Regions from separate parts of the Mus musculus genome. Here all the other regions are linked to region 4. A link is a loop called in an ENCODE intact Hi-C map of the cell type or tissue named here. Cell type or tissue: left cerebral cortex. All regions are shown on one strand. Region 1 has its middle 12 kb from the start of Gm36911. Region 2 holds the start of Gm36911 (a long non-coding RNA gene). Region 3 has its middle 8.8 kb from the start of Gm36859. Region 4 overlaps Pmepa1 (prostate transmembrane protein, androgen induced 1).

Region 1 (8,000 bases), 110 kb after region 4:
AGGGTCCCAGGTGACTCTTGGTGAGACCCATTAGCTCATACGCGACTTTCAGCAGAAAACCTGACTTAAGTTTAGCACTGGGCTCCAGGACTGTTCAATATGCATGTGCTAGACAGTGCACAAGAGGAGAAAGAAGGCCTGATGTGCCAACGAGGCCTCAATTAGAAAGAAACTAGAGATGAAATCTGTCCAAGCTCTATTCTGTGTCTGATCTGCCTGCAGCCTATGGCTCTGGCAATTCACAGCAGGCATCCAGCTACTCTTGACCACTCTGCATCGCCGAGGTTGGGGAGGAGTGGGTGTCTTTGTCTGGCCTCACAGTCTTCTCTTGGTTCCTTGGGGGTGCATCTAAAGGTGCTGACATGTGCCTGTCCGTGGCTGGGGTGCTGTCTTAGCCAGGGCAGCCAGAGCCTGTTGCAGGATTGCTTACAGCCCCATGGGTGTTATTCTAGATCCCAGGGCACAGACTCTGTCAGACCTCTGGGCCTCAGCTTCATTCTCCCCATTAGGCCTGACGTCTCTCAGAGACACCGGTCAGGTGTCAGGCTAGGCCACTCTTGGGTCTGATAGTGTCTAGCTCCAGGCACTTCACAAAAGCCAGTTAGACTGTCAGCCTCAGAGCTGGAAGAGGCAGCCAGAGGTGCCCTCCCCACGCTGTGTTCCTGCCTAAAATACTACAGAGATGTCATGGGACCCAGGGCAGGGCCACCAGACTCCCCACCCCAGACTATCCCTTCCCGCTGCCCCAGACTATGACCCCTACCCTCCTTTTCCTTATTGTGCTTACCCCTGGGGGTAAAACATTTCCTGGCTATGGCTGAACTTACCCATCACTAAGTTTGGGTCTAGAACAATGCAGCCTGAGGTCTTCATAAATTGGTGGCTTCCTGTGACTTGTCATGACACTCGCTAGTATACAGAGCAATCTCATGTGTATGTGTGTGTGTGTGTGTGTGCATATGTGTGTGTGTATGAGTGTATGTGTGAGTGTGTGAGTGTGTGTGTGTGTGTGTGTTGCGTCAAAGCATCTCTCAGCATGGACTGGGTGTCCCATGAAAGCATCTGCTTCTGTCCCTTGGTGACCCTCCACCCCCTTCCCCAAGTAACACCACAGAAAGGGAGAGACACACACAGAGATAGAGACAGACACAGAGAGACAGTGACAGAGAGACAGAGACAGACATAGAGACAGATACACAGACTAGTCTGCACCCAGCTGCCTCAGTTCTCCCAGCAGTGCTTATGAATAAAGAAGCTTGCTCAATTGCAATTCTAGAATACATTAATAATTGACCAAAGATCATTCAAAGACTGACTTCAGAAATCTTTATGCTAGTCTGAACTTTTCTATTTTATACAGTTTCATTTTGCATGCGTATGTTTTAGCACAGGCAAGCCCTGCCTGTGTTCAATCTCCAGACTAAAAACAATAAACAAGAACCAGAACTGTGTGAACTGTGAGCCATTTGCACTGTGTTTCCCCCAACTCAGTGTGAACTGTGAGCCATTTGCACTGTGTTCCCCCAACTCAGTGTGAACTGTGAGCCATTTGCACTGTGTTCCCCAACTCAGTGTGGACTCTGAGCCCTTCATCCTGTGTCCTCAACTCAGTGTGAACTGTGAACCCTTTGTGCTGTGTCCCTTCAAATCAGTGGGAACTCTGAGCCCTTCATCCTATGTCCCCCCAACTCAGTGTGAGCTGTGAGATCTTCTCCCTATGTCCCCTCAAGTGGGTGTGAACTGTGAGTCCTTTGCCTTGTGTCCCCTCAACATGGTGTGAACTGTGAGCCCTTTGCCTTGTGTCCCCCCCCAACATGGTGTGAACTGTGAGCCCTTTGCCTTGTGTCCCCTCAACATGGTGTGAACTCTGAGCCCTTTGCCTTGTGTCCCCCCCCCAACATGGTGTGAACCGTGGGCCACTTGCCTTGTGTCCCCCCCAACATGGTGTGAACTGTGAGCCCTTTGCCTTGTGTCCCCCCCAACATGGTGTGAACTATGAGCCCTCTGCTTTGTGTCTCCAGTGGAAGCTTTGCACACAGCTGCACTTCGGTGTGACACATAAGAAAGTGCATCAACAGCACCTTTGTATATTCTTTGGCTTCCTTAGGAATTCTTGTATTCATTTTGGTTGTGGATTCTAGTCACATGACTGCCTGTGCAGGCTCCTTTCTCTATTACCCCAGCTGAGACACTGAGGAGTTGGGACACCACTGGGAGCCAAGTCACCTACAGGTGGTAAAGCTATATAATTTCTCCTAACAGAATCTGTAACAGCCAGGCAGACTGTCTTAGTTAGATTTCTATCACTGTGATAAACACACCACCAAAAGCAACTAGGGGAGGAAACATTTAGTTCTGCTTCCAGCTCTCAGGTCATTCCTGAGGGAAGTCATGCAGGAACTCAAGGCAGGGACTGGGAGCAGAGATCTTTGAGGAATGATGCTCACTGGCTTGCTCCTCATGGTGTGCTTAGCCCCCTTCTTTATATAACCCAGGACCACCAGCCTCAGGGTAGCATTGCCCATAATGAACTGGACTCTCCCACATCAATCATTGATTAAGAAAATGTCTCATACAAAGAGTGGAGCAAAGACTGAAGGAAAGGTCATCCAGAGACTGCCCCATCTAGGGATCCATCCCATATGCAGACACCAAACCCAGACACTATTGCTGATGCTAAGAAGCACTTGCTGACAGAAGTCTGGTATAGCTGTCCCTTGAGAGGCTCTGCCAGAGCCTGACCAATACAGATGTGGATGACGTATGCAGCCAACCATGGGACTGAGAGTGGGAACCCAGTGGAGGAGTTAGAGAAAGAACTAAAGGAGCTAAAGGGGTTGCAACCCCATAGGAAGAACAACCATATCAACCAACCAGACCCCCCCCCCCCCAGAGCTCCCAGGGACTAAACCACCAATCAAAGAGTACACATGGAGGGACCCATGCCTCCAATTGCTTATGTAGCAAAGGGTGGCCTTATTTGGCATCAATGGGAGGGGAGACCCTTGGTCGTGTGAAGGCTCGATGCCCGAGTGTAGGGGGATGCTAGAGTGGTGAGGTAGGAATGGGTGGGTGGGTGGAGGAGCACTCTTATAGAAGCAGGGGGTAGGGGGGATGGGATAGGGGGGTTGCAGAGGGGAAACCAGGAAGTGGGATAACATTTGAAATGTAAATTAATAAGATAACCAGTAAAAAAAAGAAAGAAAGGAAGGAGGGAAGGAGGGAGGGAGGGAGGAAGAGAGAGGGAGAGAGAGCGAAAGAGAGAGAGAATGAGAGAGAGAGAGAATGAGAGAGAGAGAGAGAGAGAGAGAGAGAGAGAGAGAGAGAGAGAGAGAGAGAAATGTCCCATAGGCTAGCCTACAGGCCAGTTTTATGGAGGCATTTTCTTAATACTGGTTGCATCTTCTCAGATAATCTCACTTGTGCTGAGCTACAAAGATACTTACTACCCAGCACAATGACCCACAGACCATGTGCATGGCCAATCTCTGTCACCAGATTCCACTATCCATTGCCTGCCTGGACTTGGTGTAGAGCCGGAATCCCAGGCCACTGGAATTCAGACTCCTCTGTGGAGATAGCTAGAGGTGCAAATGGCTCAGTATCCTGCCAGAGAGGCCCAGCCCAGCCCAGCCCAGCCCAGCCTCACAGGTTTGTGCTGCTTGTCTGAGACCCACCCACTAAGTAAGAAATAAGCAAGACACAAGTCAGGGTCCTAGTTTGGCCTGACCCTGTGCTGGTAGCCACAGCAGGCCATTCCTATGGGGCAAGCATTTGCCTCACAGCCAGATTCTATTCTGTCCCATCCTATTTCAGCTTATCTTTTACCCCTGCGCAGAGGCTCTGGGAGACTGGTAGCCCCACCCTGTGTCTCTAACTCAGACTTGTACATCCCCTGTCTCAGTGCAAGGATTTTCCATTGCTTCTGGTCTCCCAGACCCGAGAAAGGACAGCACACAGACACCTCCCCTGTGACAGCAGAACAATTGGGGTCTTCCCAGAGATGTTTGCCCTTGGTCTTGGATACTTGTTGATGCGACTGGGGTACAGAGAAAGGAGACCTGCTTCCCTGTACGCAGTTAAAAGGTGACAATTTCGTGATTAATCCACAGGGTCTGTCGCCTGCCTGTTCCCTCTGGTCTTGACTTCAGAAGCCAGCCAGACCTCTTCTTCAAAACCACGACTGTTGTATGTGCGTTTGACCCTCACCGGGACAGGGCCATTTTCTCCCACACCCCCCATTCCCTTCAGGGGTGCCTGCCTCATTTGGTATCCAGAGCTCTGATGACTTCTGTGGATCCACAATGTTTCCAAAACATCCCCTTCTTTTCCTACCCCTGGGGAGAAGCCTGGAATTTGGGATATTCATCTTGCCTGGTGAGCAAAAGCTTAAATGAAATCCGCTTTATCTGCGGGAAGCTGTCAGCTGATAAAAAGGGCAGGGAATTAACACACGGGTAAGCCAGGAGCTCCAGACAGCAGCGCCTAGCTTTCCACTCAGTTCCTGCAGAAGCCGCCGCCGGGGGGACTTCAGTGTCTGACCCCCAAAACCTGTCTAGACGTTTCAGACATTTGGTAAACAAATGAATTGCTGCATAGGCAGCTGGAGCAGAGCAGGGGGTGTCTGCCACCTCAGGGCGACTGCAGGAAGATTCACACCCGGCTGGAAATGCTCTCCCGGAGGATAACAAACACAGCAGCTTCCCTGCTTTCCAGAAAGTTCTTTTCTGGGCCAGAACCCCATGAAGGAGCCTCCATTTCTCCTGGGAAGTGTACTTTTGATTTCTAAAGATGTTTTCCCATTTCCACAGCCATATGGGAGATGCGGGTTCCCCAGAGTGTGTCTGTCAGACCTACAGTGAGAGGAACAGCTGGCGGCTGTCTTTTTAGGCCATGCCCTGTCCTTCATGTTCCAGTGAACTTCTCAGAACCCTGGTTCAGGGAGGCGGAGGCTGGAGATCAAGGCAGAGGCAGGTGCAGATGCTACCGTGTGTTAACTTTTGGGTTCCACAATCTCACATCCAGGGATGCCACTTTGCTATGTGTGGGAGGGAGGTTGCAAGGTGATGAGAAAAAGCCTCCTGCTTTTTATGCATGGGAAAGAAAAAAGGCCGGTAAAGAGAGGCCTCCTGGACCAGGTGACGCTGGGCAAGGGACGCAGGAAGGGGCATGGTGATGTGTCCCTAGCCTGCTTCTCCTCACAGCACTTGCCTTTTCAGAAGGCTGGTAGCCAGGTCACCGCTGCACCCAAGGGCACTGGGACAGTGGGGTGTTATGGAGCCACCGGGGGGGGGGGGGCTGGAGGCGTTCTGACCAGGGTGAGAGGGTAGCTGCAAGCTGTCACTCACAAAAGTGTTTTCCAGAAGCTCTCCAGAGCACCTTAGACATCAGTCCTCAGAACACTGGGTTTTCTGGTCTCTGCCTTCTCACCCTGCCTGTCCGTGGTAGCGGTGGGGGGGGGTGGGGGAGTGGGAAGAGAGAAAGGAGCTGAGTACAGCTGGCTGCCCTGTTTGTCTCTTTCTCTGGGCCAGAGAACAGTCCCGTGAGTGGAGTGACCGGGGTCCAGACGTCTCTGCCAGCTGGCAGGAAGACAAGCAGGCTGTCTGGCTGCAGAGCCTCCGGTGTGGTGAAGGAGGTAGGAGCTGAGCGACAGAGGAAGGAAACCGGAGGCTGAGTGAGATCCTCAGGCCTGGGATTCAGGAACAACTTTTTATTGTTCCGTCCTGCAGACAGCTTGGGAAAGTGCCCCCGTCTCTGCACAAGTGGGTCTCCAGTCTCAAGTCATTGCTAAATAACACTTTCCAAGATTCTGACTCTGGAAGGATGTGACAATCTCCATCACGGCCAGGGTGCAGGGTGTGTGTGCAGGTTGTGTGTGTGTGTGTATGTGTGTATATGGTGTGTGTGTGTATGGAGGCTATGTGTGTGTATGCACGTGTGTGCAGGCTGTGTGTGTGTGCGTAGACTGTGTGTGTATATATGTGTGCAGGCTGTGTGTGTGTGCAGGCTGTGTGTGTGTGCAGGCTGTGTGAGTGTGTGAAGGCTGTGTGAGTATGTGCAGGTGCATGCTGTGCGTGCATGCTGTGTGTGTGTATATGCAGGCTGTGTGTGTGTGTGTGTGTGTGTAGGGTGTGTGTATGTGTATGCTGTGTGTGTATGCAGGCTGTGTGTGTGTGTGTGTGTGTGCAGGCTGTGTGTATGTGTATGCTGTGTGTGTGTGTGTGCATGCTGTGTGTGTGTGCATGCTGTGTGTGTGTGCAGGCTGTGTGTGTGTGCTGTGTGTGTGCATGTGTGTGTGTGTATGTACACAGAAGTGGTATTGGCACAGCCAGACAGGACAGGAACAGGGCTTCAGGCTGGGCAGGGGCCATAGGGGCTCCACCTACCCCATGCACCAACACTCCTCACTCCAAAGTTCCCAGTCTATTGTCCCTTAACCCCAGAGTCTGGGAAATTTAGTAACTACATATGTAACTCAGGCAAAGGAACAATTGAAGAAGCTGAACAAACCAGAAACTATACACTTCAGAAACTTCCAGAAACTATGCACTTCATTATCCTTCAAAATATACTGTGTGACCCAAGCTGTTCTCAGACTCTGGCCAGTCCTCCTGTCTCAGCCTCCTAAGTGTTCAGATTACAGATTTACACCACTAGGCCCGGATTAAATCATGACTCTTGACAGCCAGACTTCTTCCTCTTAGGGCCAAACATGGCTGCTGAACCTCATGATATGCCTGTGGGTGTAGCTTGTAGTGTGAACAAGGCCTGAATGTGACATCTTGGGAGCACTCCACCGTGCTCTGAGAACACTGATACCATGAAAAGTCCCCACCGGAACAGCTGGAGAGACGGCTCAGCAGTAAAGAGCACTTGCTGCTCTTTCAGAGAACCCAGGTTTGGTTCTCAGCACCCTCACAGTGACTCACAACCATTCGTCCCTTCACTTGCAGGGGATCAGACTCCCTCTGTTGACCTCTGGGCAGCAGGCATGCACATAGTACATAGACACGAACGCAGGCAAAACACGCGCATACATCTGCATTGGTTACTTTCTATCGCTGCGATAAAGCCCTGTGACTGAGGTCACTTTTAATCCCACTGGTCGAGAATAAGACCACTATTAGGATTTTTGAGCCAATTTTGAAGTAATTTTATTAAAAACTGGCCAGAATGATGGACATTGGCCAGGCCCAAACCCAGGATTCCCCAAAAATAGCTGTGAATTCTGTTAGTTCTGTGTTTCTACAGGCAACACCCTCAAGACTACATACTTCCTGCCTTGGTCCAGTTTGCCGCAAGCATGCATCCTGGTGCACTTCCTGCCTACATAACTCCCACTTCCGTGTGGTCAAGCGCAGCCTGTGCCGTCGGGGCAACCAACCTTGTTTAGAGAAGTGAAAGCACATGGCTTGTTAGTGTGCATGAGCAAAAGCATTCCAGAACCTCAGGAAGTTATTTGGCTTTGGGCAAGTGGGACTTATAGGCTAGAGGCATTTTTGTTTTATAGATCTCTTAAGCATAGCAATCTTAACTTGAAACATAACTTTAGTTGGGCTTTGTGGTTCCAGAGGGTTAGGGTTCATGATAGTAAAGCAAAGACATTTGAAAGCTCATTTATCTAAATGCAAGCCAGAGAGAGAGAGAGAGAGAGAGAGAGAGAGAGAGAGAGAGAGAGAGAGAAGAAGAAGAAGAAGAAGAAGAAGAAGAAGAAGAAGAAGAAGAAGAAGAAGAAGAAGAAGTAAAAATGGTGCAGGTATTTTTAAAACCTCAAAGACCTGTGACATACCTCCTCCAACAAGGCCACACCTCCATATCTTCCTCAAATAGCCACCAACTGGGGACCAAGTAGATCACTCTCATTTAAACCACCGCATACACACAAATAAAATGCATCTCAAACAAACAAACTCCCAATGTTCCCCTATGTATTTCTGTTATTTTGAATCTCACTGTTGTTGTTCTGAGACAAGGTCTCATGTAGCCCAGGCTGGCTTCAA
Region 2 (8,000 bases), 120 kb after region 4:
TGTGCCCTGTAGCCAGTTCCTCACCTCTCTGTGCCTCAGGTTACTCTTGAAGATGAGCTCTGGCTGCCGGGGGTGGGGGAGTGGCAAGGGCGGCATTAGAGAAGGGTCAGATTATTTTAGAAGACTAAAGGGGAGTTACACAAGGTTATTTTTTGAGGAAGGGTCTCTCACTGGCACCTGGGGCTTGCCTGTTTGGTTAAACTTGCTGATCAGTGAAATTCAGGGATTTGCCTGCCTGCCTGCCTGCCTGACTGTTTAGGGTTTCTATTGCTGCGACAAAACACTATGACCAGAGAGCAAGTGAGGGAGGGAGGAAAGGGTTTATTCGGTAGACACTTGTGTTCATCATAAAGGGAAGTCAGGACAGGAAAAGGAGCCTGGAGGAGGTAGGAGCTGCTGCAGAGGCCATGGTTGGTGCTTACTGGCTTGCTCAGCCTGGGAACCCAAGACCACCAGCCCAGGGGGGGAACGACCCGCAAAGGGCTGGGCCCTTCCCATTGAAAACTAATTAAGAAAATGCCTCACAATTGGATCTTATGGAGACATTTTCTCAATTGAGGCGCTAGCCCTCTGTCCCTGAAGGCTCTAGCTTGTGACAAGTTGACAGAAAACCAACTAGAACACTGCTCTTCTCTATCACTGGGACTATAGGCATGAGCTCTATTGCCCAAAATAAATATATTTTTAAAAATGCTTTGAGGTTATAACATAGATCATTTCTCTTTTTTTCTTTACTCCCTCCATACCAGCTCACATCCCCCACTCCCCCAAAGCTCTCTTTCAAATTCATGGCATCTGTTTCTTTAATTGTTGTTACACTTATGTTGTTACATTTATTTAAATGTTATTACATGCATGAATATAAACGCATAATACAACCCGCCCGGTTTCTATAAAGTCCCGTATGTGTATGTTCAGGGTTGAGCAGTTGGCATTGAATTACCAGTTGCTGTGCTTGCTCCTCGCTGGAGAAGACGATTTCTCCCGCTCTGCTTGGTACTCCTCGGGTGCCTGTGGTTCTTTGTCTAGGGTTGAGGCCTCCTGATGCCTTACCCTCATGGCCTAGTTCATGTTAGCAGGTTTATTGTTACTGCCCTTGTTCCACTCATGGTTAGGCAGCCATGGTGATGAGACTGTGGGTGTAGCCTCTGGCATTCCTAGGAGACAGAATCTTGCAGCAAACTTTCTGTTCCCCTGGCTCTTAAGTCTCCCCAGTCTCTTCTGCAGAGTTCCTGGAGCTTTGGGTGCCGGGGCCGCCCGCACTGTTGATGTACTCGTCAGGACTGGGCCCCACAGCTCTGCCTTTTGACCAGTTATGTTTTTCTGTAATGGTGTCCAGCTGTTTCAAAGAGACGTTTTCTTGAGGGTGAGGACGTCACTCATGTGTGGGTGTAAGGACAGTTCTATCGAGTGTAGTTGGGGGTTATGCTAGTAAAAGTGGTGCCTGTAGCGTCTCCGGAATCCACGCTTCACCCTCCCTGGAGAGTAGACTAGGTTCCGAGTAACCAGGCATGATTACCCTGCTGCTGAGTGAGTCCAATCAGTGACTCAAGTCCAATTAGAGAGATGTTGGTCGGGCAGTGGTGGCGCACACCTTTAATCCCAGCACTTGGGAGGCAGAGACAGTCGGATTTCTGAGTTCAAGGCCAGCCTGGTCTACAGAGTGAGTTCCAGGTCAGCCAGAGCTAAAGAAACCCTGTATCAAAACAGCAGCAGCAACAACAACAACAACAAAGAAAGATGTTGGTTACGACCAAAATATGCGTGCCACCACTGTGCCCTTTAAGGTCCTGGTTCAGAGGTGTCATATCTGGTAAGGTGTCATATCTCCTTCTGAATCCTGACCTAGGCCAAGGTGACTAGGAGTATCCCACAGCCCTAGAACCAGTGAGACGGGCAGACTTGAACAGAACTGGGGGTTGAGGGAGAGAGAGAGAGAGGAAGGAGGAGGAGGAGGAGGAGGAAGAGGAAGAGGAGAGGGAGGGGGGGAGAGAGAAGAGAGGAAAGACTGAGGTGTGGGGAGGGGAGAGAAAAGAGAGGAGAGAAAGAGAGAAGAGCTTGTTGGTATTAGAGTCCAGCCTAGCCTTTGTTCAAGGGAGGGGACAAGAGAGCCCTGACTTGAGGCTGGCCACATTACCCTGGTAATAACTGGTGAGGTGGGAACTCTCATTGTCCTGTCTGAGGAGGAGGAGGAGCCTGTGGGTTATGGTGTCCCACTGGGCCCAAGCGAGCCAGACTGGCAAAGTGCCTTTACAGGACTTGAGGCTGAAAGCGGTGGCTCCCTGCGAACCCCAAAGAGGGAGGGAACTTGCCAGCCTCTCAGCTTTGCTTGGTATCAGCGTGGCTCTGCCTCTCCTATTTCCAGCCAAACACTTTGGAAATGGAGGCGCCAGCCTACTCTGCGCTGCGTTTGCTCAGCAAGGGGAGCCTGCGCTGCCAGCTCTCCTCAGGCTGGAGCTGCTCGCTCTGCTGACTTCAGGATGGGCCCCAGAAACCTGCTCCCCCAGCGCAGGCTTTGCAGAGTCTGAACAACAGTGTCCCATGGGAGGGGACTTCAGAACTGCTTTGGAATAGCGCGAATCCCCACCAGCGGCTGGCAGGAAATGACACCCGTGGAAGGCTGCGAGCTCAGGCACCCGGCCCAGCAGATCCCCTCTTGCCTGCTGGAGCCACATAACCATGGTTTCTGGGAAGTTGCCTCTGAGGCCTGCCCACAAGGATGGCCTTGGCTCAGGTAGCACAGGCTCAGGCCCCACAGAGTCACAACTGCTGTGGCAGGGACAGCCAGCGCCGCGTGCAGAGGGTCTGTTCCTTCATTTGTAAATATCTATTGATCCTTCTTGGGCTGGAGCCTATCTGTAGCCCTGGATGCAACTACTGACAAAGTTGAAGACATCTGTGTGTGTGTGTGTGTGTGTGTGTGTGTGTGTGTGTGTGTGTGTGAAGCTTGTCTCATGAAGAGTTATACAATGCCAAGACTGACAAGCTACCGGGTGTGGGGTAGGATGTGGTGCCGGAGACTTTGAGGATGTAGCCTTTGTGTGGAGCAAGAGGATTTGTGTTGGCCATGTGAGGCTCAGGGAAGGGCCAGATGACACAGGGCCTGGGGATACAACTTGATTGTCTTTGTCATAAGCTAAAGAGAGACACTTGTGAGTCCCTGCTAGCACACAAAATGTCAGCCCTTTGTCAGTTATTTGGGAAGCTACCACTGGCAGGCGTAACATGAGCCAGTTTAAGCTCCCCCCTTCTCCCATGGGAACATCCAAGAAAGATGAACACTTGGCAAGGCTGCGGGGCTGCTTGCTGTAGGCCAACCATGTCTTCAGAAGACTGTGAGACCTTTTGGAGGAAGCAGGGCTGTGGTGGGAACCCAGGCTTAGTGCAGCCCAACAGTGGTTAACTGTATGGGCCCAGGAGCTTGGGGGAATATCTACATGGGCAGCTTGCCTGTGTACCTTTGGCTCTGTGACTCTGGGTAGGTGGCTTAGCGTCTCTGTGCTTTAGTGTCCTGGTCTATGATTTTTGTGCCCCAGCAAGTGCACATCAGGCCCACAGACAGCCACAGACCTTGAGAAAGCTCTCCGTCTCTGGAACATGTGCACTATAGCAAACGATGCCTCTGTGAGCGACCCCTCCCTCAGCATGGTCCTCCACTCGCTGTGGAACGGAACCATAGTGCTTAGGAAGACTCTCCTGCAAGCTGAGTACTGATCCAAAAGGGTCCCAGAAAGAAGGGGTTCATTTTCCCTCGTGGCAAGAAATCCCGCAAGTAGCTGGGTTCTTCTGGGGGAGAAACCTTGGCTCTCTTAGTCTTTCCTGCATAGATCCAGGATGTATGTGCACCACGTGTATGCAGTACCTGCAGAGTCCACCAGAGGGCTTTGGATCCCTGGAACTGGAGTTGCAGACAGTTGTGAGCTGACTTACAGGTGCCAGAAACCAATCCTAGCTCCTCTGCAGGAGCAGCAAGTGCTCTTAACCACTAAGCATTCTTTCAGGCTCCATTTTTTTTTCTTTTTAAATATTTACTTAATACATGTGTTTATATGCTTCTGCCATGGCTCATGGAGCATGTGTGGAGGTCAGATGACAACCTGGGGGACAGCAATGTGGGTCCCAGGTATTGAACTCACATCATCAGGTTTGCAGGACAACTTTATGTTGATTTGACATAAGCCATAGTCACTGGAGGAGAGAGGAAAGCCACAATTGAGAAAATGCCTCTATGAAACTGGGCGAGCCTTTGGGGGATTTTCTTAATTAATGATCGACGGAAGAGGGCTCAGCTTATTGTAGGTCTGTGCTTTAGTGTCCACCTGGGTTGGTGGTCCTGGATTCTGTAAGACGCTATGAGGCGCAAGCCAGTAAGCAGCACCTCTCCATGGCCTCTGTCTGCATCAGCTCCTGCATCCACCCAGGTTCCTGTTTGAGTCCCTGTTCTGACTTCTTTCCATGATGAACAGCAACGAGGGACCACAAGCCAAATAAACTCTTCCTTCTCCAAGTTGCTTTTGGTCATGGTGTCTCCTCAAAGCAGTAGGAACTCTAACTAAGACATCTACTAGCAGGGCAGTGGTGGCGCACGCCTTTGATCCCAGCACTTGGGAGGCAGAGGCAGGCGGAATTCAAGGCCAGCCTGGTATAGAGTAAGTTCCAGGATAGCCAGGGTTACACAGAGAAAACCTGTCTCGAAAAACAACAAAAACAAAAACAACAACAACAGACATCTATTGAGCCACCTAATTCAAAATGGAGACACTTTACTCTCTGTGTTAAGAGCCAAGTGACTGTGGTATCTGAGGTGTGGCTGGGGGCAGTGGGCCATACCAGCCCTTGTGGCTCAAGTCCTGCCTCTGGGCAGATGGATCTGGGTGATTGTGAGCTTTTGGGGTGGTGACTCGGTGTCTACATGCACCACAGGATGCAGTCTGCACAAAACAGGGGAACCAGGCTGCTCTCTGTCCCCAGTCCCTGTGGACACTGTGCTGTCTCTTGGTTGGACATGGGATTTTAGGTGTTCCCCTGAGGGACATCTGATGCAGGTGACACACAAGATACTGTGTTTTGGGGTTGGACTCTTATAAAGTGACTCCGTAGACTGTAGCCATGTATGGAAATGGAGCTGAGGGATATACCCCACCCCACAAACACTTGAGCTTGCTTGCTTGCTTGCTTTCTTTCTTTCTTTCTTTCTTTCTTTCTTTCTTTCTTTCTTTCTTTCTTTCTTTTTCTTTCCTTTCTTTCTTTTTCCTTCCTTCCTTCCTTCTTTTGTCTTTTTTTCTTTTCTGTCTTTCTCTCTCTTTTCTTTTCTTTTCTTTTCTTTTCTTTTCTACTTTTTTGTTTGTTTGGTTTAGTTTGGTTTTGGTTTTCTAAGATAGGGTCTCTCTGTGTAGCCCTGGCTATCCTGGAACATGCTTTGCAGGTCAAGCTGGCTTTGAACTCACAGAGAACTGCCTCCCCCTGCCTCTTGAGTACTGGGATAAAGGCCATGAGCCACCACGGCCTGACGAGAATACTTTCAAAGATGGTTCCAGGCTCCTGGTAAATCCCACAAGTGTCTTTCCTCTCTCCGCCTGTGGCTGTGGGTGTGGGTTGGGGGAAGTGTTGGATTTTAGGGAAATGAGCAAAAATGACCTCCTTGAATGCTAGCAACCAGACAGACATGGGAGTCAAGGGGCTGAATCAACTGGTGGCCAAGGAGTCTAGCTCTACAGTGCCCTTGTCCATAGTTTGTCCTAGTACCTGGCCCTGTTAGTGCCAGACTGGCCCCATGACACCCCCAAGACAGTTGTTCCAGGGATATGACACAGCTCTCAGAGAACCAAGACAAGCCAACCCCGGTGGGACCACTTGGTCCTGAAGCCAGCTCTCTCATCTTTATCCCTAGACTGCTGTCTGCAGAGGAGGGTTTACTGCGGTTGAGAGGTGGCCCATATTGAGTGTCTTAGAATAGCAGAGGGGTAGCATTTGCCATAGTTCCAGGGACTGGGACCCAAACTGAGGTGTTCTAAGGGCTGGGAACACACTGGAATCTGCTTCTTCCTTCTGCATCCAAGCAAGGAAGGCTCCAGGTCCCACCTCCATCTTCCTACATTTTTCCATGTCTCCCATAAAGATAATTGTCCCAGGTTACCCAGGAGGACCACGTGCAGATGCATTTTCCAAATACCATCAGCTTCCCAGGTTCCAGGACCTATGACCTCCCAGGCGAGAGGCAGACTTGGAAGCAGTGACCGTCGCTCTGCTTGGTGGCTTTAGAAAGTCCCCAGATTTTCCTCTTTAATTATTTGTCTGCATATGCATGTGTGAGGGTGCTGGTGGGGGCCAGAAGAAGGTGTCAGATCCCCTGGAGCTGGAGTTAAAGGCAGTTATGAGCGACCTGTTGTGGATGCTGGAAACTGAACATGGAACTGGAAAACAGGTAAGATGGCTCTTAACTGCGGAGCCATCCATCGCTCCAGCCCCTCTGTCTGAATTTATAAGCATTGGGGAAGAATTCTAATAAGATGTCTTTTGGGGGCTGATTAAATAAGCCCAGGATTTAGCTCAGACCTGGCCCTGGGCAATATGGCGTTAAGTGACCATTGAGGTGCTTGTTTTAAGAGAAGATCTCATCTCAGTCCCTTCCTGTTACCTTTCTATTTCCTTCCCATCCCCTTCTCCTGGCCCCCTCATTCTGGACCCCACCCATTTCCAGGGACACCTGCATCTCCAGGTATCCATCAGTACCCCAGGTCTCTCCATGGGAGCACTAGCCAGTAGGGAAAGCCACCTGCCCCAGGTGCCAATGGGGCAGAACACGGCTTCGAAGCGCAGAGCCAGCCTGGAGGCTCTTGCGGGTGAGCGCTAGTGTGGGAGTGACTCTAAATTCTCAAGTCTCCACAGTTTCCTAACTGTATCTTTTTGTGTCACTGTCTCAGAATAGACACACTTGTGGGCTTTCCTGGGCTCAAAATAGTCGTGAGCTAGGGCTTGCCATCCACATCCGAGTTTGAGTTACAGCAAATCGCTTACTACTTCTGATTGGAAGGTTCCCTTGGCAAACGGACCTCCTTTTATGGAAGAATGAAATCTGCCTGCAGACTGGGTGGGCTCTGAATGGTGGCCCTCAGCAGGTCGCTTGGGCGGAGCCCTGATGTGAAGACCATACAGGTCTGCTTTGGACAGGGTTCCTGGAGTTTGGTGGGGGAGGGTGAGTCATTATTCATGCCCTGGGAAGGGGTGTCACTTGCTGCTCTAGGTCACTTTGAGATTATGGCTTCTGCTTGGGTCCATCCCAGTCTGTCAGGGAGAGTAGGATCCTGGCTTAGGCAGAGAAATGCAATTGAATCTCATCTCTTCCACAAGGACCCTAGTGACCGTGGATGCCTCTGCCCCTCTTTGTACCTTGGTATCCCTTTGCATTCAGGTGGGTGACAGCTTGTGGGCACCCACCAAGGTTGTTGTGAGGAGAAACATATGCAGTTGTGCCTGGTGCTGGGGAAGTGTTGGCAGCTTTGATTCTCTGGCAGACAATAGGTATACATCAAACTTCTGTGAACCCCAACAGAACTAGATAGAGGCCAGAGTCCATTACATCCCAACACAAGGCGTCTCTAAAGCTGAGCAGTGATCTCCAGGGTGGTAGGGTCTGTGGGAGCTTCAGGGAGCAGCCAAAGAAAAGGCTGTGGAGAGGAGACAGCCTCAGAGTCATGGCCCAGCTGATGCAAGAGGGAAAGGGGAGAAAGCTCCCTTCTATTTTTTAAACAACAGAATGACCCTCAAAGGCTGAGAGAAAGAAAGAAAGAAAGAAAGAAAGAAAGAAAGAAAGAAAGGAAGGAAGGAAGAAAGAGAGAGAGAGAGAGGAAGAGGAAGAGAGAGAAGGGAGGGAGGGAGGAAAGGAAGGAAGGAAGAGAGAGAGAAAGAAAGAAAGAAAGAAAGAAAGAAAGAAAGAAAGAGGGAGGAAGGAAGGAAGAAGGAAGAAAGAAAGAAAGGAAGGAAGGAAGAAAGGAAGGAAG
Region 3 (8,000 bases), 72 kb after region 4:
GCCTACCAGCCCTGACTCTGGGTCAGAAAATGGACAGGGTATTTTCAGAGTCCCTCAGCCCACAAGGCACACACAGACCCTTGTGCTCCGGGCTTCATTCCTGAGCAGTGAGGGTGGTTCCCGTAGGTGCTGGGCTGCCCTTGCTCGTGACACTCGTCTGTGGTAAGAAGCTGGCCTCGCCTTACAGGTGTTCATTCTGTGTCACCACACTCTGTGTGTTCATGTCCTGCAGTCCAAGGACCGTGGCCTCTCAGAACCATGGCCTTCTCAGTCTGTCACAGTTCACCCAGCTCACACTTGGCGAGAGCATGAATGAGTGGTGAGGCTGGACTCTAACGTCAGAGGGTGACAGCTGGGGTCCGCTCCTCCCCTGGGTTAAGTGACCTTGGGTGACCAAGCTGATGAGATTGGTTCGCATCTGGACTGCAGAGCAATTCTAATACAGTGTGCATGTGAAGTGACAGGTACCTTGGAACGGGAGTTGGGGACTGGAAGGGACAGAAGTATCGCAGGGTGCTGGGCACATTGGTTTTGTTTTTAAATTATTTGTACTGTGTGTGTATGTGTCTGTCCTCCTATGTACATATACCGAATTGTATGACAGTCAAGTCAGAGGACATCCATCTCGTAGGTCCTAGAGATCTAACTCAGGTCAGCAAGCTTAGCAGCGAGTACCTTTACTCACTTGACCTGTCCTGCTGGCCCAGTTATTTCTTTTGTAATTGTGTGTGTATGTGTGTGTGCGTGCGTATGAATGTGTGTGTTGCACGTGTGTGTACCCATGGGGGATGCACACCAATGCACGAACATGCAGAGGCAGAGGATATCAAGCATCCTCTTTCCCTACTCTCCGTTCTCCTCCTTCTCTTTCTTTTTCTGTCATTCCTGCCTTCTATTCTGTTCTTTCCTTCTCTCTATCCCTGTCATTTACTGGGTCCTATGCCTGTCATGGGTAACTGTAGCTTACTCACCCAGAGCTGGAGCTGCAGGCCTCTAGCAGCTATGTGGCCATGGCTGGCTTATTCCCAGAGCACAGAAGAGGGTTGGGTGGGCAGTGGCTTCAGCCCTCTACTGGGAGTACTGGAGATCCAACATGCAGGGAATCACCCACACAAAGGTACAGGCATGCCATACTTTCCCAAAGTCGCCTATACAATTATTTTTAGGGTCCCTGGAAGTACTTACAAGGCCATGTGGGCAGAAATAGCATATATTCAGCTTTCTAATCTGTTGGGCATCTTTATCAAGAGTCTAGTAGGGTAATTAAATACCAGACACTAAGTTACATTTGACTTCCAATTAAGCAATGAGTAATGCATTTGTGTAAGTATGTGCCAAATATCATATGGGAAATGTTTACATTGAAAACAGTTCTCTGTTAACTGAAACCTATAACTAATTGGACAACACGTGTTTGAATTGGCCAGCTCTGGTAGCCCTACCCAGCAGAGAGAAGTTGGGCAAATCTTTAAGTTTGTATAAGCAATCTCCTGCTGTGTAACAAATTACCATGAACTTTGCAGCTTATAGAACATGATCTTGTGGTCTTTGAGCTCTTTAAGTGAAGGGTCAGGGTCAGGGGTCAAGATGATGAAGGTCTTTCTACCAGGTAGATCAAGATGGTGCCGGGGTTGTGGGCTTCCCTGACATTGAACTGTAGGACAGGAAAGAATCAATCTCCAGCCTCCTGGGTTCTTGGTAAGATGTTGTCTCTGTGGCTGTTGGCTCATCCAAGGCCACTGAGGGAAAGGATATAGTGGGAATGTGTGCAGCCGGCAGGATTTCACAGACACGCAGTGTATATTCACCTCTAGCATCGCTGTATTCAGCTGCTGAGTAGCAAGCCCCAGGTCACCTGACCACAGTGGAGAGGAGTCTGACCAGGAGGAGACAAGGCCTTAGTGTCTGTCCTGCCCAGAGCTGTACCCCATCTCCTCAGCTTTGTCACTTGGGACAGAAACATTGTTCTCCTTTTTCTCTAGGCAGAGCCTGAAGCTCAGTTGCACTCCATGTACAGATGCTGAAATAGTGAGGGCTTCTAAGTTGCGCTCCCTCTCTAACTCAGGCGACATCTCTGCCTGTCCCACCTCCTCGTCCACCCTTTCTCTGTTACCATTTCAGTGCCAGGAACTTCTGAGTCACAGGGTCTTGCTGGTGGTCACTTGCAGGAATAGTAGGCTTCAGGGGGCTATGCTGCCTTAGAGCCTGCGACATCCGTGTTCACTGTCAACCTGACTGGATTTGGAGCTACCTAGGAGACACAGCTCTGGGGGTCTCTGTGAGGATGCTTCCAGAGATGCTTGATGGATGAGGTACGCCCCTCACCCTGGATGTGGGTAGCACTGTACAGGGGGCTGGGGTCCTGGGCTGAATACAAAATGAGCAGAACAGCAGCATTTCCTGCACTCCACTTTCCAGTCTATCCAGATAGAGGAGTGCCAGCTGCATCTTCCTGAGGCTGTGAAGTCGGCCACGCCTTTCACACTTCGGAGGACTGTGTGTTCAAACCCCACGCCTTTCACACTTCAGAGGACTGTGTGCTCAAACCCATTAACCAAAATAAAACCCTTCCCTTAAGCGGGTTCCTGTCAGATAAGAAAAGTAACTGATACAGAAACTTACTACCAGGAGTGGGGCTGTGGCTGCAACTAACCTGACCAGCTGGTTTATGATGGGGCTTTGGGACTGGCTTGTAGGCAGAATGTGGAAAAGTTAGGAGATTCGACCAGAGACACCATTAAATATCATCATGGCTGTTCTGGTGGGAGTCTGGAAGATGGGAATGCCAAGAGAAATGTGGGCAGAGGAGAAGGCACTTAGGAGGTTGTGTGTGTGTGTGTGTGTGTGTGTGTGTGTGTGACAAGAACGCAGAATCTGGGATAAAGGCCACTCTCTTATGTCCTGGTGAAGAGTGTGGCTGCCTCCTTATACATCCTGAAAATCTGGTTGAGGCTGAGCTCAGAAGCAATGAGCTGGACTGTTTGAGAGAAGAAATGTAGGGACAGCATCTCATTCAGGCTGTGGCGTGGCTGCTGCTCATTGTGTTTATCGAGGCTATGGTGACAGTTCAAAGCAGGGAGATTCGAAGAATGGACCATTTGGTAAGAAGTGGGCATGAGTGGTATTAAAACCTTTGACAGGGCAGACAGACTGGGTGCAGATTGCTACAAGTGTGGGTGTTGGGTGTTTTTGTTTTTGTTGTTGTTGTTGTTTTGTTTTAAATAAAGCAGGTACCATTAAGGGCAAACCTTGAACTCTGCACGGAGATAAGCATACTTCTACTCATAGAAGGTTTCCCGCTTATAAAAAATGTAGATTCATTTGAAAAGAGAGAGCCCAAAATGAGAATAATACCACCGAGAATCTCTGCTCCAGAATGGCACATATGGAAGTATTTCCCTTGGTTGGGTGGCAAAGATACCCAGACAGTGTTGCAGCTATGATTCCAGGGGACAAAACTTCATCTCAGACAGAAAGCAGAGTCTTGCACCTGTCACGGGTCTTGGTTTCGCAGGCAAACACAAATCCAAGGGTCATGAAAACTTGCACCAAGGTTCTGGAAAGTGTCTGAGGCCAGGACATCTATGTAGGGCTGGCGTCCCCGCAGGGGGTCCTAGGAGGTCACTGTATAGTGAGGCTGTGAAGGTGAAGTTCAGGTGACAGTGGGGACCCTAAGATGTTGGAGACACCAGGACAATGTGATATCCATGGGGGTAGGGGGGAGTCTACAATCATGGAGAAGAGGTGGCTCACGAGGGAGACGAGGTGTGCTACAGGTGACTGCACTGAGGTAGGGAGGGTCCTGTCCAAGCACACTGGTGCCCAGACGGTGCCTCTACAGTCCTCAGGACACTGGCGCAGAGCTACAGGGTTTGGCGTTGCTCTGTTGGGTTTTGTTTTGTTCTGCTCATTTCTTGTTCTGCCCCCATTCCTCTCTCTTACGATGGAAATACTTATTCTATTTCACCATGTACTGGAAGGATGTAACCTACTTTTTGATTTTACAAGGGCTCACAGTTAAAAAAAAAAAAAAAAGACTGTCTTGGGTCTTTTAAGAGACTTTGAACTTTGGTGTAGTCTGCATAGAGCTGCAGCCTGTCTGGCAACAATGTCAGAAGTATCCCTAAGCTCTGGCCATCTAGTTACACCACCCAGACCACACAAGCCATGAGAGCAATGGCCGCTGGTTGGAACGGCTGTCTAGGTGTGTAATATCTGTGTCCTTGAGTTTATCCTTGAAGACAATGGCTTTAACAGAAGACAGTGGCTGGCCGCCCCAGCAGTCTTAGTCCAGCCTGCTGGACTTGTAGAGAGTGTGCGCTGCTGTGGATGGGCAAGAACCACCAGCCTGAGCCTCCTCCTCGGGCCTTGCTTGGCACATTCGGCCCCACAGTCAGGCCTACGCCTCCCACCCGCCCATCTGCTCCCTCCCTGCCCACTCCTCGCCCCCAATCACCCTCTTTAGATGGGGGAGCATCTCACAGCTCCTCCCCTTCCCTCACAACTCTGGCGGTCAGTTGCGGAAGTGCAGAGCAGCCGAGGTCCAGGGGCCTTGCCTGCGCCCCGTGGCTCTAGAGAACCAACCACGATTTGTCCTAAGTACGGAAAGTGAATTGCACATTTCTGAAAGTGAAAATAGCTAAGTTGTTTTTTTATTTCTTTTTTTTTTAAATCTCCACCCGCCCCCAAATATAAAAGCAGTACATGCTCGTGGCAAAAAATAGACAAAACAGAAAATTATAAGGAGAAAGAGAGTGGAAAGAATCCAGAATCTCACTGCCCAGCGATGCTACTTTTAACATTTTGCTGTCCCCCACCCCCCAGGCTCATTTCTATGCAGCTTTGCACACACGGGTATCTCTCTTTCTGTGTTTAAATATATATTGAAGCAAAAATAGAACCATACTACGAATGCTGGTTAGTGGATTGCTTTTCTCCCTACTTAACTATCACAGCTTTTCTCGCCAGCGAACACAGGTAGAGTCATCGTTCAAGGCCGGAGCATGCGCATTTGGCAGCAGGGGCCACTAGGGCAGCCATCCCCGGGTTGTCTGAGTCAGGGCCTAACTCTCTCTGGATGGGATTGTTGCTTGGAAGGACATGCTCAGATCATGTGAACCGGCAGTTTAAGGATTCTAACTGGGGTTCTAGAGCCCAGGCCACGGAGTGGGTCTGGGCTGGTCTTAACAACGGTCTTGTCTGGGGCAGGTTTCTCCTGTGATCTCTGAGCTTCAGTTCTCATCTGTCCAACGCTTGGGCTGGGGAAGGGATAATGCTGGCCCTATGGTTAAAGCGTTTGCGATGCAAATGTGAGGACCGGAGTTCAGATCCTCAAAACCTACATCGATACAGGGTGAGTGTGGTGTCCCACTTGTAGTTTCAGCCTTGGAAGGTGAGGATAGGGGATCCCCTAAGCAGGCTGACCAGTGAGATTAACCACGTCAGCAAGCTCTGGGAGAGACCCTGCGTCAGTGAATAAGGCAGAAAATTGATTAAGCAAACCTCCCAATATCAAACTCGGGTTTCCACATGCTCGCGCCATGCCAGCCCCCCATACCCACCCCCTGCCTCCCACGGGGAGGTTAGCACAGAGGAGGGCTTCCAGTGTAGGCCTTAGTGGTTATCTGTGTGCCCTTCACGGGGATGTGAGCTGCGCTTCTCAGCCTTCTGGATATGTTAAAGACGACAGAATCCTGATTTATATGTGAAATGTCCTGATATTTCAATTTTGGCAACCAGTTTAAAGTAAGTTAAAATAAATCAAGTGTGGAGAGCCAGCTCTGCGGGCCAGATGCAGCCCTGGTCTATGATTTGGGGAGTTCAGTAGGGCCTCTCTGTTCTTCCACCCCTGTGGGAATGCAGCCAGATGGTTGTAGTTAATTAAGGCAGGGTACAGAAGACAGTTTGGACCCCTCCTTACCCCACCGTGAAGCATGGACCCTGTGTTAGTTATTTTGCTATTGCTGTGACAAAACACACTGACAAAAACATCCCAAGGAAACACAGGTTTATTCTGGCTCACAGTTCCAGGGTGTGGCCCGTCATGGTGGGGAAGCGGAGGCAGTTGGAGCTTGAAGCGACAACACATTCAAAGTCAGAAAGCTGAGAGCAGTGGACACGTGCCATACCCAACTCCCTTTCTCTATTTAACAGCTCAGGATCCCAGCTAGGGAATGGCACCACCCACAGTGGGCAGGACTTTCCAGCTCAATTAAACACAATAATCTCCCAGAGGCATAAGCAGAGGCCTGTCTCCCAAGTGATTCTAGGTTCTGTGAAGTTAACAGTTAACACTAACTCTATAGCCTGTTTCCTTACTACACACCATGTCTTGAGGGAACCTTGAGAAGACCATATCCCTGGAATGGCTTCTGCTCTGGTCCAAGCAGACAGGATCTCTTCCTGTCCCTCTCATCTTCTGTGTTGTGCATCTACCTCCATGCCACTGTCTGCAAACCATGATGACATCACTGCCCTACCATTACCCAGCATGCAAATGGGAGAACCACATCTACCTGGCACAAGTCCAGACACTCAGGCCAGTGTTCTAGAAACCCACTGAAAAGTCAGGCTTGGGAATGTGAAACGGCAGTGTGAGGGGATCGAGGACACTAGAGTCTGTCTGAAGAGTGAGAGTAGAGCTGACTCTGTAGCTGTGACTCTCAGCTCTGTAGTCTATGAGTTTTCTCAACGTACTGATCTTTCACAGTGCAAAATCTCGGTCTGGCTGCTAATGCAACTCTAATGGCGGTAAGGCGATTAGGCGCGACAGGCGACAGTGTGCTCATGGAAGGTGTTAAGAACCTCTAAGTGCCTTAATAATATTCCCACCTATTGCAGAATCTTCCTAATTAGACTGCTTTGCCCAAGGAAAGAATGCAGAATCTACTAGAAAGTGGATGGAGTGTTCTAGAACATACAAAGAGCAGTTGAGGTAAATCGAAAGGCAAGGAAAAGTACAAACGCCCCCAGCAGAGAGTCCCCTTTTCAGAGACAGGATCCTGGGCCAGAGGCTGCAGGTGGAGTGGGGTCGGGGAGAGGGGTGGGACTGTGAGAAAGGGGCGGGGCTGTATGAAAGGGGTGGGGCCCGAACTCCAGCTGTGCAGGCTCCACCAGAGAGGCAAGGTTCCAATGCACCCCACCACGACCAGCAATTGGAAGCTCTCCGCACAGGCCTAGGAACTGCAAAGTGTAACTGTGGTGATCCCTGGAGCTGCCTCCTGTCCTGATCCACTCTCTGTGCCTTCAGTGTCTTCGTCTATAAAATGGCCCTAGATACATTTTCATTCAAACATTTCCAGTGCCCATGTTTAAAAATGTAATGCAGGTGGAATTCACTTTAATAATGCTTTTTAAAATTATGCTTTAATAGATAAAAACAAACAACAGACAACGACAGAACTAAGCATAAGTAACTCACGTCCCAGTTGTTGGTCAGGGTAGCCCAAGAAACCACCCAAATTGTATAGGCTACTTCTGTTGCCCCTGGTGGCCTCCCTGAGGCAGAAGGTACGTCCCTATTGCTGAAGACGCCATGCATTTCAGATCCTAGACGCCAAGAAAGATACAAGCTGGATATGGCCTGAAAGACTCCTTCCTGAGTACTAACTTTTATACTGCCAGTGGTGCTATGCAAGCTTTCAGGGGAGAAAAGTAGCTCACAGTCCTGCCCAGCTATGACAACCAGTCCTACGCAGTCATGCCCAGCTAGGGAAGATATCCTTAAAGGTGAGGTAGTGGTACTGGTATCTTGGTAGTAACTCATCTAACAGGAGGGAAACCACGCCTTAGACAGCTGTCTGTGGGCTCGTGAGGTCATGGATCTTAGAGAGCCTACTACTGACACGTTACTAAACCAGCATACTTTCTAACTACATTCTAAAACTTACACATATGTGTAACTCTCACCCCTGATCAAGGAAACGTCCCTTTGCAACAGAGACCATTACAGAGATCTACGACTGGTCAAAATGCATAGATCAGTTGACTGTTATGTGACC
Region 4 (8,000 bases):
GCGGTTGAACAGAGAGGGTCTGGAGTCTGCCTGACCCTGATTCCTGTTACACGTAGGGTACAGGGTCACATTTTAACTTTTTGCTAAAACAACAGACTTCTTTCGCGCAGTAGGCAAAGTCATGCAGATCCCAGCTTTACAAAGCTGGCTCACAGCCTGGAGCTCGGCAGAGCCTTCCTGCCTTTACACAGCCTGGAGCTCTGCAGGGGCTGTGACCTCTCTGGAGCAAGCAGTGGAGATGGTAATGTGGGCAGAGGGAGTCAAGAACTCTCCCTTTCTCAGAACCGAAAGGAGCAATAGACTCCCCATCTCTGCCCCCCCCCCCAACCTACCAGGTCGGTTCCTTTCCAACCAGCCACTTCCCAGGATCTGCTTAATTTGCCATGGGAAGAGATAGTGTGGACCCAGCATGTAGAGTTTGGCCAGAGCTCAGGGTCCCACTACCAGCAGCCTGCAGGGACTGACAGCCTGACACTCAGGACACCCTGCCTTTGACAAGTCCTTTCCTTCAAGCTCCTACAACCCACATCCAAGGGACCCCAGTTTCTAGTCCAGGGTTGTTACCCAAAGGAGTAGGTGTGCCCTTAAGTCAAATGAGCCCAGCAAGCCCCTGCAACAACCCATCCAACAAAGCAAGGACAGCCATTTTGGCCCCAGAGGACAGTGGGCACGTTCATTTGGCTTGGCTTTCAGCTGAAGCCGCAGACACAAATAAGGTTTCCTTGTCTAGAGGAATGGGAGCCACATGCAGTATTCCATGAGGCTGCAGGGACAGCTGGGGGCCTCTGCAAGCAGGGTACATGCATGCTGAGGGAAGGGAAGGGAAGGGGAGGGGTGTGCACAGTTGAACTTCAGCAGTAGCCCTTGATGGACTGGCCCCAAGAGTGAGACACTGTAGGGAGTGTCCCCACCCTGAGCCCGGAGGGAGAGCTCTTCCTCGGTAAGGCATCGGATATTATTCGCACAGGGAAACACGGGACATCTCAGTGACATCGTGATATTTTCAAGAATCCTCTTTGAGAGGTCAGGTCAACCACTCCTGGAGAAGTAGGTCTCCTGGGAATGTTCTGCCCGGATGGATCTGCAGGCCTCCAGGCTCAGGATCCAGCAGGGTAGCAGGGTAACCTATATTTTAAAAACTGTATGTGTATAAGCAGGCATGGTGGCCTGACCTCCAAAAGGTTTTCAAGTAATAAAAAGGTGCTGTGTCCAGGTTACCGTCTCTCATTTACATGATAACGTTTTCGGCAGGAAATAGGACCGCCCTGTGGATGGGGAGGGGTGGCGGGGTCACTCCAGGGATTCCAGCAGACTCACCTCTGCTCCTGATACCTCTGCTGCTGCTGAACCCTAAGAGATCTCACTACACACTCACCCCGCTTTCTCTTGTATTCACAGAAGACACAACAGCAAGCCCTCTAGGGGTCCCAGCATCCTACATACTAATTACATGCTGGGAAATGAGACCCCAGTCCCGCTAACGTGTGATAATGATGATCAGATGACCACATCTAATACAACTCTTTCCGGGTCGGAGGGGAGAGTCCAGGAGGAGAAGGAAAGTTACGCTGGAGGCGGAGGGATGGAGGGACGGGCCGCTGGTGCTGGCAGTCTTTCCTAACCCCTTTGGGCTTCCTGGGGGAACACTTGGGCTTGTCCCTTTCAATCTTGGGCTGACTCTTAATTGGCTTCTTGAAGTGAAAATCAATATTGAGGGAAACACATGGTCAGAGGTCAAGCAGCCATCACCCTGGGCCGTTCCTACATGCCAGGGTGGAACTGCGTAGATCCCAGCCTTGGGACACTGGAGTCTAACCCGCTTCTGCATGAAGCCAGCTGCTGTATCCACCTGGCACCAAATTCGGGGACTGCTTTGGCTTTGGGGATGCACCTTGCCCCCAAACACTGAACCTTCATAGTTTTTGTGTTTTAAAGAGGAAGAAAAAAAAAAAAACTAAGATTCCTTCGGTAACAGTTTATTTTCATATTGGGAAAGGCATCTGGAATTGGATGCCTCTGTTGGGGGGCGGTGCGGGGGAGACGGTCCTGACTCAGCTGTAACCCAGAGGGACGACACATCACGGGTCCCCTTCGGCAGGGAATGTGTAACTGTTCACAGCCTGTCTGGACAGAAGCATCCATTGGCTTGCAGGCGGCATGCTGTGTGGCCCTGGGGGAGCCTGGCTTTCCTGCACAGTGGGGGCCCTCTGAGACCCAGGGGGTGGAGGGACACACCCCTGCTGCTCTGTTCAGACTTAAACTCAACATTTCTCCAAGTCTCAACACACTCTCTAGAAGTTTCCATCAAACAAGCACTGATATATTATATTAAAAAATAGTGCAAAATCGCAGCATTTATATAAATAGCTCTAAACCCCTGCTTTGTAGGTTTTTTTTTTCTTTACAAGGTAATACACACTTTCGGAGTTGGCACTCAAAAAATTGCCATTTTTTTTCTCTTCTAGTTCAGAAAACAACTTTTTTTTTTTTGAATAGGCCTCTTCTAATACAAAAATACTCCTGCTCTCCCACATACAGAGTTCTCTTATTTTATATATATATTTATATATATAATATTGCAGATCTTAAACAAAGGTTTTGTGCAAATATGTCTTTAAAGTTAAGTAAAACCGTCATAAACAAAAGAAATTAAGCATTCACGCACAGAGCTCAACTAAGAACAATGAAGGAAAGACTAGTAGAGCATTTTCTCTTTTGCCTTCAAGACACGGCTCAACAAAGAAACATTTTCTTTTTTCTTTTTTGCAAGCTTTTTGAGCTTCTGCATTCAGACCACACAGAACATGTAAATATTTATACACAGACAGGAGAACTACCACACGGCCACTCAGCCTGTGTGTCCCCTGACTTCCTCTCTCTTCTCTCTTAAGAAGTGCGGAGTGTTTTTTTTTCCTTTCTTTTTTTTTTGCGGTTTTGCCTACAGGCGCCCCGGCCCCCACTCCTAGAGGGGGTGACCTTTCTGTTTCTCCTTCTCCTTGTTCTCCAGTGGGGCAATGTGCGAGTGATGGAGCCGGGTCCCCTCTAGCAGGGAGGATGGCCCGTTACTTTGCTGGTGCTGGAAGGAGGAGCCAGGGTAGTGGCCAATGACCTCGCTGTAGGTGGGGGGCGGCCCCTCCATGCGCCCACCGCTGCTGTAGCAGGTGGCGCTGATGCCCGAGTTACTGCTGGGGGGACAGGGGCCCCCCAGCATGGTGCTGTCTATAAGGTCACTGTCGAAGATGGTCCGGTTAGGGGGTGCGCGCACAGATTCCCGGTTCAGCTCCAGCTGTTGCTCAGGGTCCCGTAGCTGGAGGGTGCAGGGGCCCTGGTAGGGTGGGGGCTCCTCCCCATCAGACAGTGAGATGGTGGGTGGCAGGGCAATTTCGTGCTGCAGGTAGGGGTAGGTGGGTTGGAATCGGCTCCGCTGGATGAAGGGGGGCACAGCGAGTCGGTCAGTGGGCCGAGGCGGGGCATAGACCTGTGGCTGGAGGGAGGGGGGTAGAGCAGAGTTAGGGAGGGAGGCAGACTGAGGTTGGATTCCCCCAGATTCAGAGACTGAGTTATGTGGGCTCAGGAGGGGTGGCCGTGACTCCCCGGAAGCCCCTAGAAACAGGTCTGCACTACAGGGGGCCTCCTGGACTCAGGGAGTTCCTGGACAAGGCCTGTCCAGTGAGTGGTGGGCGGGAGGGGGAGAGGGAGGCATGACTTGGTCTTACCTCCGGCATTCCACCTGACACCGTACTCTCTGAGGGCCAGAGGCATCCTTCCTGTAGGATGGAAAAGGACACAGGGTCAGCAGTGGACAGGGCTGGTGACAGGAGACGCCACCTATCCTAGATTTGAACTTGTCGTCCTGGAGTGAAGTCTTGGGCGCATGCATTTCTCATCCTCCAACCTTACCCCATCTGCATGCATGGTCAGAGGCAAGGCCACACTGTTGCTGCTGGCTCCTCCCTCGGCTCCTGTTGCTGTCTTGTCTGTAGGCTTTCCAAGGCACGTATCTGATCTGTGGGGCACCCCCCTCCCAAAGCCTGCAGACAGCTTACCTGGGCATTAGAGCTGAGTTACTTGGCTTTAAGGAAGCCCAGTATGGCCGGCCTGCCTGCCTGCCTGCCTGCCTCCCGTCTCTACCACGACTGCTTGCTCCCGGCATGATCGTGCCCAAAATGCTGAACATTGACCTCACAGGTTCAGCAACTGAACATGTAGACACATATGCTTGGCTGGAGAAGTTAGTGAATTTAATGTTGAATGTCACAATCTAGATGACCCTCGGGGGACATCAGAAAGAAACAGGTACCACATACCCCCCCCCCCACACACACACACAGAAGCCAGGTCTGACGTGTCTCAGCATGTTAAGCCTGTGTGCCTCAGGCCTTTGGACTGGACACTCCTTGGTGGGACCGGTTCTTTGTTGATGTTCAGTGTATGGGTCCCTACAGACTCTATAATTTAGAGTTTCTCACATCTTTATTATCAATAAACAGATATGGAATCATTTGTGTGATGGCTGTCACTCATGAGGCTCCCGTCCTCAGCAGTGGGAGTCCCAGGAAGGGCGCAAACTCTCCCAGGAGAGGGAGTGTCCTTGCTAGGGTCAGTAGCTCTGAGCTGTCCTGAATGGTTCTAGTGTAACTGCCAGCCTGCGGAAAAGCCGCCTTAATTTTGGCTTTATTCCGTTGTACCTACAGAAATAAAACTCTCAAACACTTGGAGCCTACAATGTGGTCAAGTAAACATCCCATCACCACAATCCAGATGAGAATACATCTTCCTACCACTCTGAACTACAGCGGGCTGCCACCTCTGTGAGTTCAGACAAGTTCCTCCCCAAGCTGCAGAGAACTGCAGTTCACGCAGTGGCCACTAGGCGGTGCTGGGGCTTGCACTTGCAGGTGGAGATTCTCTCTCTGATACAGTGAATGGCCCTGGCTGCCCTAAAAACATACGATCCAGACACACAGGTGTCTCCTGGTGTCTGCATCCCACCGACTGGAGCCTCCCTCCCCCAGATCTCCTCCCATACACAGCCACTCAGTCTACCTTGCTTGGGCACCTCTGCCTGTTGTACGGTGAAGACCTAAGCTGCCCTCTATCCCGGCCTTGCAGACATGTCAGTCAAGTATACACTAAGGAAGGCGTGGCTTCCGCAGGAGGAGCTGGTGGGGTCCACAAGGAGGCGCCAAGAGGCCTCATATGCTGCACCAGAGGGGCCTGCCTCTGCTCTGGCTTGCCCCTTCCCACAGGGCCTACTCCTTCCTACCCACATCCTCTCCCAAATCTGCTATCCACCCATTGCTAGCCCAGCAAACCTCACAGCTCTCCTACTTCCTTCAGTGATGAACTGTGTGACCTGGAAGTGTAAGCTGAAATAACCCCTTCCTCAAACAAACTGCCTTTGGCCACCAGGTTTTATCACAGCCACAGACGAGCAACGGAGAACGCCAGCCCTTTTCCTTCCTACACACGGCCTCATTTCTGCTCATGATACCCTGTCTACATGGCTCACTCTGTCTGCAAAGCTGCAATATCCCCTGTGCCTAGAGTCTAGTGTGGGTCACAGCATATGCTTAAGTTACAGCAATCGATTATCACATAACTGTCTCCTGATGTTCCCTAACCCTGGGACTTCAGGCAGCCGCTGAGGGGAGGCGAAAGGCAGGGTCCAACCCCATAGCCAATGCTGCCAGCCCTAGTCAGCAGTGAGGACAGCCCCTCCCGTCCTTCTAGAACTGTGTTGCTTGCCCTACGATGGCTTTGGGGCTCCTTCTTGCTCCTTCCACACTGTCTGGGGTGCTGCTGGCTCCTGTTATGTGATCCTCTTCTCCATTAGGATGCCTGAGTTCCACTCGACTTCTCCACGGCCTCTCCCTCTGGACCTCCCCCACAGCAGGAGTCTGCCAGCCATTTCTACAAAGGGTCAGAATAAAAGTTTTTGTATACATGAACTATCAAAGAATAACTAAAAACATTATACTGGGTGGGAGGAGTTTTTGTTAAATCCTAATAGCTCATAAACACTAACAGGCATGGTTGTGTGCCAATAAAACTTTATTTATAAACCCAGGCACACAGCCCTTGGGTCAGGCCACTCTGTTGAGGCCTGATGACGCCCTCCTGGCTGCAATTCTAGACTGAGAGCTACTACCTGCTTGGAAAGTCCCTTTGGTCAGCTTCCAGACACGGCTCTGACTGTCCCCTCAACTCCACAGTGACAATCATTCCCTTCCTGTGGACAAGCGGTCACCATCAAATTCTGTAGAGCAAACATCTGGCAGGTGGAGAGCTGAGGCCCTCCCTGCCCCAGGGTGAGAAAGGTCTGGACCCCTCTGAAGCTGGATGCACGCTTGAGCTTCTGCTCTGGCTGACCCCTGCATCTGGTTTTACTGTAGATTTTTGCCTTTGGCCTCAGAACGAGGACTCGCGGCAGGCAGTGCTTCCACGGGGAGCAGGAGACTTAGGCCAAGGGTTGATCAGAATATAAAGCATGGATCCATCTCAGACCCTAGCTGAGCTCCTGGCCTGAGGTGACTCACTGACAAACCACACTCCTCAGGGGTGACACAGGCTGTGTGGAGGTAGGAGCCGACTGTCTCAATGAACACTGGATTGGTAGATGCCGAGGAGTGGGCTTGCGGGTCCTTCCCTGCACCTGATCCTCATGCCGATCACCCTTCTTACTGTTTATCATGTGGAAAAAGCATCAGAGAGATGGAGAGATGGGGGCGGGGAGGGGGAGGACACGACTTGGCCAGTGTGACACAGTAGGGCACGGTGAAGCTGAGACCTGGCTTCAACCAGACAGGCCCACCTGCTCCTCCTGTACCAGGTCTGAGGAGAGGTGATCCTCAGGGAGGTGCTTGGAGATGGATCTGTGGCCTACTCACATAAGTAGGAGGGGAGCCCTCACCCCAATTACCAGAGACAGCCAAGGGGCAAGGCGCCGGGTAGGCCAGCGAGCCTAGTGTGGCACACTGAGCCCAGGCAGACAACAGCTGTATCTAGGTCTCTCTGGGAGGACACAAGGCCTGGAGACACCTCAGATGCGCTGTGTCGGAAAGAGAGGGGGTCCCAGGGGAACTGTCACCTTCTGTTCCAGGTCTCCCCTGGGTCCCCTGTTTATCTAGCCAGGTGGTACAGGAGAGACAGTGAGGAGAGGCTCTCTTTGAGTGTCTGGGGAGTCGTCCCGGGTCCTGTCTGTTACAGCAGCAGCTAAGCTCAGGTGTACGTGTGGAATGAGCCACACTCTCTGCCATCTGTACCCAGAGCCTCTGTTCTCACACCCCACGCTCTCCGCTCGCCACACCCCACAGTGGGCTACGGGATCTTCACTAGCACCGCCTGGAAAGCTGCTCAGCCTTGGGCGAGTGCCCCACCCACCTCTCTGAGCCCTAGTTACTCCTCTGTGAGGGAGTGAGCCCCGGACGGACGTCACTCATGGCTGGTGCTGTGTGAAGAACACCGGCTAGGCAGCTGGCAGTGCCTATTGCTAGGTAACAGAGATAACAAACGAGCCAGGTGAGCCAGGGCATAACAGGCAGGATTCCTATACAGCAGGTGCCGGCTTTGTCCTCAGGCTGTGTCCTGAGCCTCAGTCAGGAGTCCTGGTGTCTCTGTCACGGCTCCTGCCCTGATGAACTGGTGACGCACTGAAACTGGTCCTGACGCAAGCGGAGATGCCCAAACCTGCCAGGAACAGCCCTGCTTCTCGGGCTATAGCCAGTTCTGTCTTGGCTTAGCCCTTAGACTTAGGAGCCTCTGCCAGCCCGGGACACCCCTCCTCCCAAAACTGGGGCACTGCGCCCGGCATGGCTCTGCTCACCCCATCCTCTCTGCACCTGCTGAGCCATCCAGGAGACAGGGTTGTGTATGTGCCAGCTTCTTCCATCTCAGGCTAACGACTATGCCTCCCTTCACCCCACTGCTGCTGACTGTGAACACCTGAGGGCAGGACAGAGCTTCCCAAAGGGGCCTGATGTCACAGTCAGGAGGGGCAA

The links. Peaks named below come from ENCODE experiments on the same cell type or tissue, not always from the same donor. Only the 100,000 strongest peaks of a DNase experiment are listed, where the experiment ranks them.
Region 1: a loop joins it to region 4, with 2.4 times the contacts of the local background. A loop is called at or near these places in 10 of 42 quality-filtered maps.
Region 2: a loop joins it to region 4, with 2.0 times the contacts of the local background. A loop is called at or near these places in 10 of 42 quality-filtered maps.
Region 3: it touches region 4 in a loop (3-fold over the local background); 5 of 42 quality-filtered maps call a loop at or near these places.

Annotation. Positions count from the first base shown.
Region 1 is chr2:173,330,499-173,338,498 of GRCm38, forward strand. No RefSeq gene overlaps it. Among named protein-coding and RNA genes, the nearest start is that of Gm36911, 12 kb to the right of the region's middle. In left cerebral cortex, no CTCF peak of the experiment used is centred here; DNase peaks (open chromatin) are centred at 4,653, 5,590 and 7,344; H3K27ac peaks cover 707 bases.
Region 2 is chr2:173,340,586-173,348,585 of GRCm38, forward strand. It overlaps Gm36911 (a long non-coding RNA gene), which reads left to right and starts at 6,224. Exons shown (of 4, transcript XR_375364.3): 1 at 6,224-6,424. In left cerebral cortex, a CTCF peak has its summit at 3,865 (motif pointing right); DNase peaks (open chromatin) are centred at 2,462, 3,286 and 6,943.
Region 3 is chr2:173,296,411-173,304,410 of GRCm38, forward strand. No RefSeq gene overlaps it. Among named protein-coding and RNA genes, the nearest start is that of Gm36859, 8.8 kb to the left of the region's middle. In left cerebral cortex, a CTCF peak has its summit at 4,530; DNase peaks (open chromatin) are centred at 4,719 and 5,995; H3K27ac peaks cover 1,602 bases.
Region 4 is chr2:173,224,860-173,232,859 of GRCm38, forward strand. It overlaps Pmepa1 (prostate transmembrane protein, androgen induced 1), which reads right to left. Exons shown (of 4, transcript NM_022995.3): 3 at 3,717-3,767; 4 at 1-3,484. The coding sequence ends at 2,963. Among named protein-coding and RNA genes, the nearest start is that of Zbp1, 9.9 kb to the left of the region's middle. In left cerebral cortex, CTCF peaks have their summits at 4,880 (motif pointing right) and 5,079; DNase peaks (open chromatin) are centred at 4,881, 5,418, 6,644, 6,996 and 1 more place.